Linked DNA regions of Mus musculus: region 1 is linked to region 2. Evidence: chromatin contacts called from ENCODE Hi-C or POLR2A ChIA-PET data. All regions are on one chromosome and are shown on one strand. Each heading gives the region's core, a stretch centred on a gene start or an enhancer-like site at or near the end of the contact. The rest is flanking DNA. Distances are from core to core; before and after follow the strand shown. Region 1 holds the start of 4933408J17Rik (RIKEN cDNA 4933408J17 gene). Region 2 holds the start of Cdk17 (cyclin-dependent kinase 17).

Region 1 (4,653 bases), core at 1,664-4,163, 430 kb after region 2:
TACTATTTCAGATCAGGAGAATAATATTTATACATTAAAAAGAGGAACCTCGTAGAAAACAAGTGTTAGTGCAGATGTGGAAAACTGTAACTCTTGGGTACCATCTGAAGGAATCAAAACCACACAGCTGCTATGAAAAACAATATGACATCTACTCAAAAACAACGAACCAGTAATCCGACTTGTGTATATACTCCAAAGAGTTAAAAGTAGACTTGGAAAAATGCTTGTTTGAGGCTGGAGAGTTGGCCAGAGGTTAAGAGCACTGGCAGCTTTTCCAGAAGACCTGGGTTCAATTCCCAGCATCCGCATGGTGCCCACGGCATCCATAACTGCAGTTCTAGAGTGCTGACGGATGCCCTTGTCTGACTTTGATGGGCAGCAGGCATATACATAGTACACTGACAAGACATCCATAAAATAAAATTAAAAACTAGAAATCAAAATGAATGAACAGGTTGAGAATGTAGCTTAGTGGCAGACTGCTGGTCAGCATGTACAGAGGTCTGGGCTTGATCCCTACAAGAAACTGGACAGATGGGGCTGGAGAGATGGCTCAGCAGTTAAGAGTGACTGTTCTTCCAGAGACCCTGTGTTCAATTCCCAGCAACCACACGGTAGCTCACAACTATTTGTAATGGAATCCAATTCCCTCTTCTGGTGTGTCTTAAGAAAGTGACAGTGTACTCACATAAAATAATGTTTTAAAAAAACCAAACAAACATAATAGACTGTAAAAATGCGTTATAGCTATATAACGGGATATTATTCAGTCCTGAAAAGCAGTAACTTCTATCAATGAATCCTGAAGCTATAATCAAACCAGACAAAAGGACAAAAAGCCTACCCCAGGGCATTTATGGGGCTTTGTTCCAGGGCCTCTAGGACCAAGGGTGTTGGAGCTCCTTGTTTCAAATAGCTGAGCATCTGCATAGAACCTAATGTCCTTCTAATTTCTAGACTGATCATAGCCTAGTACAGTGGAGAAAGCAAAAGGACTGTGTACCTCGAACATAAGATATAATTTCTCTTAAGAATTTTTGATCTGAAGTTAGCTGAATTTATAATACATTCCACTTACATGAGAGACAGTCCCACTCTTAATCATAGGGCTGGATTACAGGTGGATTACAGGTGGTAACAGAACTATTTAATGGGTACAGAGTTCCATTTGAGTACTAATGCCACTGCATCATAGTGCTAATCGCCTATACAGACACGTCTTAGAAAAAGACAGGCTGAATCATTGTTTTCTGTAATAAACTAGTTTTCCCTTCTGCTTTAGAGACCAAATGTCAAAGCTCTGTGTTCTGGTGTAAGTACTCCTAAGAACATCATGGTTCAACCTCCTCCCTGGTTCATACTTTAATCTCGACTCCACTTTCTATTGTCAATCTGTGCGCATTCCCACCAGTCTCAGTAAACCTTTGAGGAGTAAGGTGACACAGTAGAAACCTGGTTTCCTGCTCCTCACCCATGCTCCTCCTCCTCAGCATACCTGCATGTTCATGTAGCCATCCACGGAGACCAGGTAGCCCTTGTACTCCATGCCCCACTTAAGTTTCACCATCACTGGCTTCCCTGTCAGCCCATTGAGAAAGGGCTTGGGGTTGAGGGGTAGACTCTGTATAAAAACCAAAGGCAGCACTCAATAATTTTTGCTTACCTCAGCTTCCACCACCCACTCTCTACTGAGACACCAGTCAAGACTTTATGACACAGGGTAAACTCCGATCCACCATCACTTTATAATTTGCTGGAGGGTGTCTGAGAGAAATTTAAGTACCCATTTAGCCAACTTCATAGTCCACTGACAGAAACGAAAATATGAATTATGCAATTAAATGTCGAATGACAGATGGGAGTGGGGCAAGTGTGTAACACAATGACAGGGCACTGCCCTAGGATACTTAGGTCACTAGTTCCATTTTGAGCACTGCCGAATGGACAAAAGCCCCAAATACCTACATTATCCAAGCTCTAAAGGAATCAAAATAAAGGTACAGGGTGGTCTCTGCAGACATTAAAAAAAAAAAAAAAGCTCAATATCGTCAGTGAGAGGGCCTCTTAATGCTAAATCAAGAAGTATTATTCCCTTTAAATTCATAACCACCCCCATACTCCATTCCACTCACACACCATCCCAAAGAATCTTGGAGAGCACAGGGTCTAAATGAGTAGCCAATTTACGCTGCCTATAATTTATCATCCACAAACCACTTATCAAGTCATGTACTATTGTGACTTAAAAGAATGCTCCAATGGTCTCTAACTGCACTTGACAGAGCCTCATATTTCCTAGGAGGCGTTAAGGTCCCAGGCTGTATTTTAAAACCATCATTCTTGCAAGCAGCGGTCAATTCTTGTCAATTCCAACTGGTCAAACCTACTTTCTACTTGGAACTCGCGCAAGAAATACTCTTCCACCTGCTCTGTGACCTGGATGTCTGGTTATTTGACACCTTCTGGAGAAGAGCGCTCCTCCACTGCGTTATAACTAGGCAGTGCACCTCTCAGAGCATCCTATCAGCTCCCTGCTTAACAATCACCGCTACTTGTAATTGCTTATTTTGTTGTTATTATTTGACGGCTGCCTACCTCCCACTCCTAAGAAAACGCAGAGTCTACCTTACCACCCCATCTTCCTGGCGCCTAAGATCAGTATTAAATGAGTGGAAGGGTAGCCGGGGTTTTCTGCGCCAGAGGACAATCTGCTAAAATTGTCAACAGCAAGGAATAAATGGCGCACTGCGGAGCGTGCTAGGTAGAAATGGAAAACTCGCTTCGGTTTACCCCTACCCTGTGAGCCCAAACTAGGCTACACCTCAGGCTCCGGGACAAACAACACGCGGAAAGGTGGCTGGGGATCTCGGGGAGGGGAAGGGCTTCCGCGCGCGCGCCGCCAAGGCCTCCGACGTCGGGAGCAGGAGCGAGCGGCCAGCCGCGCGGCGCCTCGTGGGGATGAATGGGAGGCGCAGGGGGCGGCGGGCCCCGCGAGGCCGCCCGTCCTCCAGCCCCCGCGGCGCTCATCGTCCTTACCATCGCGACCACCGGCGAGCGCTGCACCCCGCTAGCCGCCGACTCCGCCGCTGCCCGCCCCTCGTGACCGGAGCGGCTGCCGCTACAACCAAGCGACCCGCGCTAAGAGAAATGGCCGACAAAAGCGGCCTGACCTTTCACCTCACGCCGCGTTGTCTCGGCTTCTGTGATTGGCCACCAAAGACGTGTTTACTGATTGGAGGGGATGGCGGTACTGTTTCCTAGCAACCAGGTAAGCGTGTGTTTGTGTCCACTGCTCAAGTTCGAAGTGGGAACGATTGAGCGACCCCAATGTCTTTGCTTCGGGACAAGGGGAAGCTAAGTGCCCTGGCGAACGGACTTGGTTTCTTTAGCTAAAGAAGGTTTAGTCTGTCCTTCAGCTGAAAGAACGAGATCGGGTTCTGGAGGTCATCCTCCCATAGATCCAGCACTTGGGGAACACCTCTGGCACGGCCCCCCTTTTATGGGACTGTTCTTTATTACAGAATGTCCGTCCACTTGCGGGTTTTTAAAGGAAGCTGGGGTAGCAAGACTACGTGAGTGCTAGTGAAAAGCACTCAAGTGGGGCTTTACAACAGTTGAAACCAGGTCAAGTTAAGTCTCGGATAATGTGGTGGCCTCTTGTCGTTCTGATGTCTAAGCATTCCCAGAACCAGAGGCCAAAGGAGGTCCGTTTACGTGTGTTTGTGAATAGGATGTGGGGAATTATTGACGCTACCACAGGTTAATCGCTCTGATGGAAAGTTATCGATCAGAACCCCGTTTAATTTCCCCATAATCTCAACATTTCAGTATCGCTTCACCTGTGATATGAAACCCGTGTAAAAAGAGTACTTTTTTCTTTTTCGGGAGATCTAACCCTATATGAACCTGAACGGTTTTTTGTTTGTTTGTTTGTTTTGTTTTTTTGGCATGGATTCCCCAAATAACTCGAGATTCGAGATTGGCCCAGGCCTAAGCCTAAAGACTGTCGTTTATATTATTAAAGTATGCCAACACATTCTGGGGGTGTTGGCTCAATGGAGAAGAGCGCTTTTCGCACGTGAAAAGACCTGGGTTCGAATCCCATCCCCACATGGTGGTGACTCACAACCATCCAAAGTTTCATGTGCCGGGGACCCATCTCTCTCTTTTGACTTCTGTGGGTGCCAGGCCCTCCCGCGGTGCACATGCGCACATGCAGACAAAACATGATAAAGAAAATTTTAAAAATGATGCTGCTAATCTCAGATACATTTTGATCAGACCGAAATCTTAGCTCGGATTTTTTTCCCATGGTAATGGAAGAATAATTACTGTTCCTGACACTCAAATATGCTCTACTTATTCAGTCAGCATTGACAAATTTATAAATCTTAAACTCACAATCCTGGGGATACCTAGTCCAACTTCTAATTTAATACTGTAGGTGATGAAATACTGGGAATTAGACTCAGACAGATTCATGTTAGTATTTTTCTCCTTGTATTGAGCTGTCTTCCGTATTCTGCAAAGGACCAAGAGTAAAATGCACAAGGAGAGATACGTAATAAAACCAAGACAGACAGAATATTTGTCTCCCAGGTTATGGGAGAAACCAAAGTTACAAGACTGGGGGATGTACCAGTTACAAGT
Region 2 (4,746 bases), core at 2,236-4,735:
TTCTTTCTTTCTTTCTTTCTTTCTTTCTTTCTTTCTTTCTTTTCTGCCTCCATTTCCCTGGCATGTTCCACCATGCCCTAAACTTTAAATCTGTTTTATTTCATTAAGAGCCCACTTCTGATTTTTTCTAAATTGAGTATCAGTTTAGGTAAGGGGAGGAAATAGAATGCAGGGAGGACAAACTATCTGATCTCTCCTTAGTCTCAGTACAGGCCTGCCGGGAGCCCTCCGTAAAGCCAGGAGCCAAACATCTCTAAAGTATGTTGTTGGTAACTAAAGAACAATTTCATTTCTGCCTCATTTTATCCCATGTTCAATGACTTTTGACTGTCTCCCCAGTATTTTCATGTATGCCCCATGGACACTGCTTCTCTGTGGTCAAAGCAGCTTGGCTTACATTAGCCTTACTGGAAAGAAAATTATTTTTGATCTCAGAACCTCTCCCTGCTTTCCGTATATAAATGTGCACTGTGGCATTCCAGAAGAGGCAAATGTGGCATTTTCCAAGTGGATCTGAACTTGGAATTCTTCCCACATCTCTCTCTCCTTCACCAAGTTGCAGGGAGATTAAAAAAAACAAAAAACAAAAAACCAGCAAAACATATTTAACTACAGTTTGGAAAACATTCAGAGTTAAAAAAAATATTCCAGGTTTTAAATTATTTTACAAAGCTGGGTATAGTAGCACAGGCCTTTAATCCCAGCACTTGGGAGGCAGAGGCAAAGGCAGCTGGCTCTCTGTGAATTTGAGGTCAGCCTAGTCTACATAGTGAGTTCTAGGACAGCCAGAGCTACAGAATAGAGAGGTCTCAAATAAATGAGAGAGAGAGAGAGAAGAAGGAAGAGGAGGAGGAGGAGGAGGAGGAGGAGGAGGAGGAGGAGAAGGAAGAAGAAGAAGAAGGAGGAGGAGGAGAAGGAGGAGGAGGAGGAGGAGGAGGAGGAGGAGGAGGAGGAGAAGAAGAAGAAGAAGAAGAAGAAGAAGAAGAAGAAGAAGAAGAAGAAGAAGAAGAAGAAGAAGAAGAAGAAGAAGAATGAAAACAAAACAAGCTGGGCGTGGTGGTGCACGCCTTTAATCCCTGCACTCCCAGCACTCAGGAGGCAGAGGCAGGCGGATTTCTGAGTTCGAGGCCAGCCTGATCTACAGAGTGAGTTCCAGGACAGCCAGGGCTACACAGAGAAACCCTGTCTTGAAACAAACAAACAAACAAACAAAAACACACAACAAACAAACAAACAAACAAGAAAAACAACAACAAAAAAGAAAAACAAAACAAAATCAAACAAACAAAAAAACCCCAAATATAAATAATCCCTAACAACTTCATACTAAGTGAAAAGGTCTGTCAGCATTTTCTGGCCTCTGCTCATCTTCCTGTTTCCCTCATCGTAGACACCTGAAGCATCCTGCCACCTCCTTCCTCAATCTCATTACCATGGCTGTTTGATTTTGTTTGTCTCTCCTGTCTCTGCATTAACCCATTGGTTCCTTAAGTGATCTGTGCGTATATTGCTCATTTCCACTGACAGAGTTCAAGGGCAAATCTATCTTCACCTCTGAGTCTTTAAGGTCTAACATGGTACCTGGTCCAAACGATGCAGTTAGCAATTTTTTGTTTTTAAGTGAAAGAACAAATAGATCAAGCAATAACCACCTCGATTCTAAGGATCAAATTACGACTACGGTGCTATACCAGAGGAAATATTTCTTGGGAATTTTGGCCAAGGCAGAATTATCTTTGGTTTCTAATGGGCTAATTCCAGTCCAGTGATGTGAAGGAAGAATTTCAGATGCAGAAACTCAGGGTGCAATTATGTAGATTCCCTTTTTTACTATTTTGAATATTTACTAAGAGAACAACAACAACAACACCCCCACACAATTGCTTTTGAATATAAGGCAAGCATGTGAAAATGTTTGGTATAAAAGTAGGTCATGTGTAACATATATTTTTCTTTAACTTACAAAGAACTCTGAAATGATGCTAGCTCCTAACATATTATAAAATTGCCTGAATTAGACATATATTAAAAAAATCATTAACTGCTGTTCAAAAGTACACACTCATTCTTGAAGGGAAGTATAAATATGGACATTTTTATAGGGTAAACAAGTGTTGAAGTCTTTGTAGAGGATAATTATTGTTAACCTATAGTTCTGGTAATTTTGGAGACACAGGAGAACTCCGGTTGATATATATGAACCTTATGAGCTGTAGAAAACACATCCAGCTGTGTCCGACAAAGTTCTAGACAGAAGGGCAGGAAGTATCTTCAAGGAAAGGCGCATCAATCAGAAAAGATACGATTCAGAAGTCCTTAGTAGATAATGAGATTTAAAATATATCGTGCACTTCCTGGTGATAAGAACAGAAAAACAAAACATAACAACAACAACAACAAAAAACCCCAACCTTCACCCTACTGGCCTTTTATACCGTTAACCTTTTCTTGGTTAGGGTGTCCACATCCGGACCCTACTGTCTTCTTTCAGTTCTCTCAGTATTTTCCTCTGCCACTTAAGTCTGCTTTTACTTTAAGCTTCTATCCCTACTTGTGGAAAGAAATGGGCCAGGATCACTTTAGTTTGTCTACACATTCAGTTGTTCCTAACTGGGGAAGAAGAAAGTAAAAAGATTTACAGAAACTGGGCCAACCTCTTTGGCCTGCCTCCTTCAAGCAACAGAATCTAACTCACTGCAACAGTATCTCTTTCTGGGTCCTATAACTTAGCATTGACTCTTTCACAACACAGTTTTATTGTAACCATTTTAGTTCCCCCCTCCACCCTCCCCCCCCAGCCTAGAGCCAACAGTGTAATAACATTTAAAAACACTGTGGTTGAAATCAAAGCTTTGTGCGTGGGTGATTACTGCACTGGCCACGCATATCCAGTCACAGAACAGAAGAAAATTGCAGCAATCGACCGAGGTATTTCTTTGTGGGTCATCTGAAGCACTGTACTGAGGCAGGCATCCTGTGTACAGTAGCGCCTGGAATACTTCAAGCAGAGTTTTATTGTTGCGAGGGGACAGTGAGGGGCTGATTTGTGGCGATCGGTTCCTCACCAATCGCGATGGTCAGACACTGTTCAGCGTTCTGTCCACGGACAGGGTCTCCCTTGCTCTCCAGCCGCGTTTGAAGCCACGCTTGAAGTTTCCTGGGAATACCCCCCAGCCCCGCCCAGACCACGCCCCAGTCATAAGCCCCACCCCCAGGCAAGGCTCCGCCCCGCATGCCGCCGTCGCCGCCACCGCCGGCAGGGGTCGCGCTGCCCCAGGCGAGCCGTGCAGGCGGGGGTGGGGAAGCTCCCGCAGCCGGTCGCTTTTCTCCGCCGCCGCTGGTTGGATCGTTTCAATAAAAGTCTTTTTTTTTTTTTTTTCCTTTTTTCTTTTCTTTTTTTTTTTCTAACCCCCGCTCTCGCTCGCTCCGGGGAACAGGCGGAGGCGTCAAGCCGCAGCCTCCGAGCGAGAGAAAGCAACGCGCACTCAGACGAACGAGAGCGGCGGCTGCGGTCTACCCAGCGCCCGGCAGTCCGGCAGCCCGCGCCCCGCCGCCTCGCTCCGCCCCGGCTCGGTGGCCGGGAGTACTGGGCCGTCCGCGAGGCTCCGCGGCCCGGGAGCCATGTTGAGCGGGGGGCTCTGCCACGCGTGAGGCGGCCGGCGGCCCTCGCGGAGCGGAAGGCGCGAGGTTGGGGGGTGGGGGGAGGCCTGAGCCTGAGGCGCCTCGGCGCGTCCGCCACCACCGGACCTGCATCCGCTCGCTCGCTCTGCGCGCCCGCCGGTCCGGAGCCCGCGGTCCCCGCACTTGCTGGTGAGTTGGCAGCGGGGCTGGGCAGGGATCGTGACGCCTGTCAGCGGGCGGCTCGAGTGGGGATCTTGTCGGTCGCATGTCCACGCGCGGCGTGGGCTGCGGGAGTGCGGAGCTGGTTGGGGGACCTGGGGGGAGGGGCTCCATGCGCCGCCGCTGAGAGTTCGCAGCCGATCGAGGCTTCCTGGGGAGGCTGCTGGCCCCGTGGGGCGCCGGGAGGGGAAGAGGCGGAAAGTCCCCCCGAGACACAAAGGTCCCCGGGGCCGGGGTGGAGGCGCGGGCGCGGGGCGGCGGGAGTGGGCGAGGACGCGGCGCTGCGGGCTCCTTGGAGACGCGGGAGGCTGCGCGCGGGTGGGTGGGCAGCTCCGCGGGGGAGGAGCCCTCTCGTGGGGGAGCGGGTCGACACAAAGCTCCGGGCAGCCCTCTTGCTGGCGGGTCACACCCCTGAGTGTCGCTCCAACCGGAGGCGGAGGGACTGTGGGAAACCCAGAGAACCCGGGAAGAGGGGGTTGTGTGTGTGTGTGTTCCACCGTTGTCTTAGCCGCAGTTGCTTTTCTCGGTGTTTTTGTCCGGTTGCTTCTGCTCCCCATCTCAGCTGGGTGGCCCCAGTTTTCTTCCCCACATCACCCCCACGCTGCCACCTCGCCGTCCCCTGTGGTTCCCCACTCATTCTCTCCCCTACTTTTCACCCACTCCTTCTGGGGTAAGCGGTATTTTGCCTTCAGCTAGGGGAACGTTTGCTAATGACAGGATGCCTGACTTGGTCTGACCCTGAACTGCCTTGAACTCTTCTCTTTTTTTTTTTTTTCCTCCCACCCTTTCCTTTCTGGGATCTTCTGTGTCACATGGCCATTAACAATTAGCTTTTCTTCTTCAAAAATGGCAAAAGCCTTTAGCTGAAATCCGTGGCGCCTTTCCCTTATGTTAATGTGGCCATCG

What was found. Hi-C counts contacts between places; a loop is a spot of excess contacts on that map. ChIA-PET counts read pairs that join two places held with the same protein, here RNA polymerase II (POLR2A).
Region 1: a loop to region 2 is called in a map of v-Abl transformed pro-B cells, with 2.5 times the contacts of the local background. The contact joins the promoter of 4933408J17Rik here to the promoter of Cdk17 in region 2. A Hi-C loop is called at or near these places in 1 of 37 maps with a recorded cell type or tissue (v-Abl transformed pro-B cells). POLR2A ChIA-PET finds 5 or more read pairs at or near these places in 1 of 5 experiments (Patski).

What each region holds. Positions count from the first base shown.
Region 1 is chr10:93,586,500-93,591,152 of GRCm38, forward strand. 4933408J17Rik (RIKEN cDNA 4933408J17 gene) reads left to right here and starts at 2,914. Exons shown (of 4, transcript NR_045810.1): 1 at 2,914-3,271. It overlaps Snrpf (small nuclear ribonucleoprotein polypeptide F), which reads right to left and starts at 3,159. Exons shown (of 4, transcript NM_027246.1): 1 at 3,040-3,159; 2 at 1,499-1,624. The coding sequence starts at 3,042.
Region 2 is chr10:93,157,391-93,162,136 of GRCm38, forward strand. Cdk17 (cyclin-dependent kinase 17) reads left to right here and starts at 3,486. Exons shown (of 17, transcript NM_146239.2): 1 at 3,486-3,810.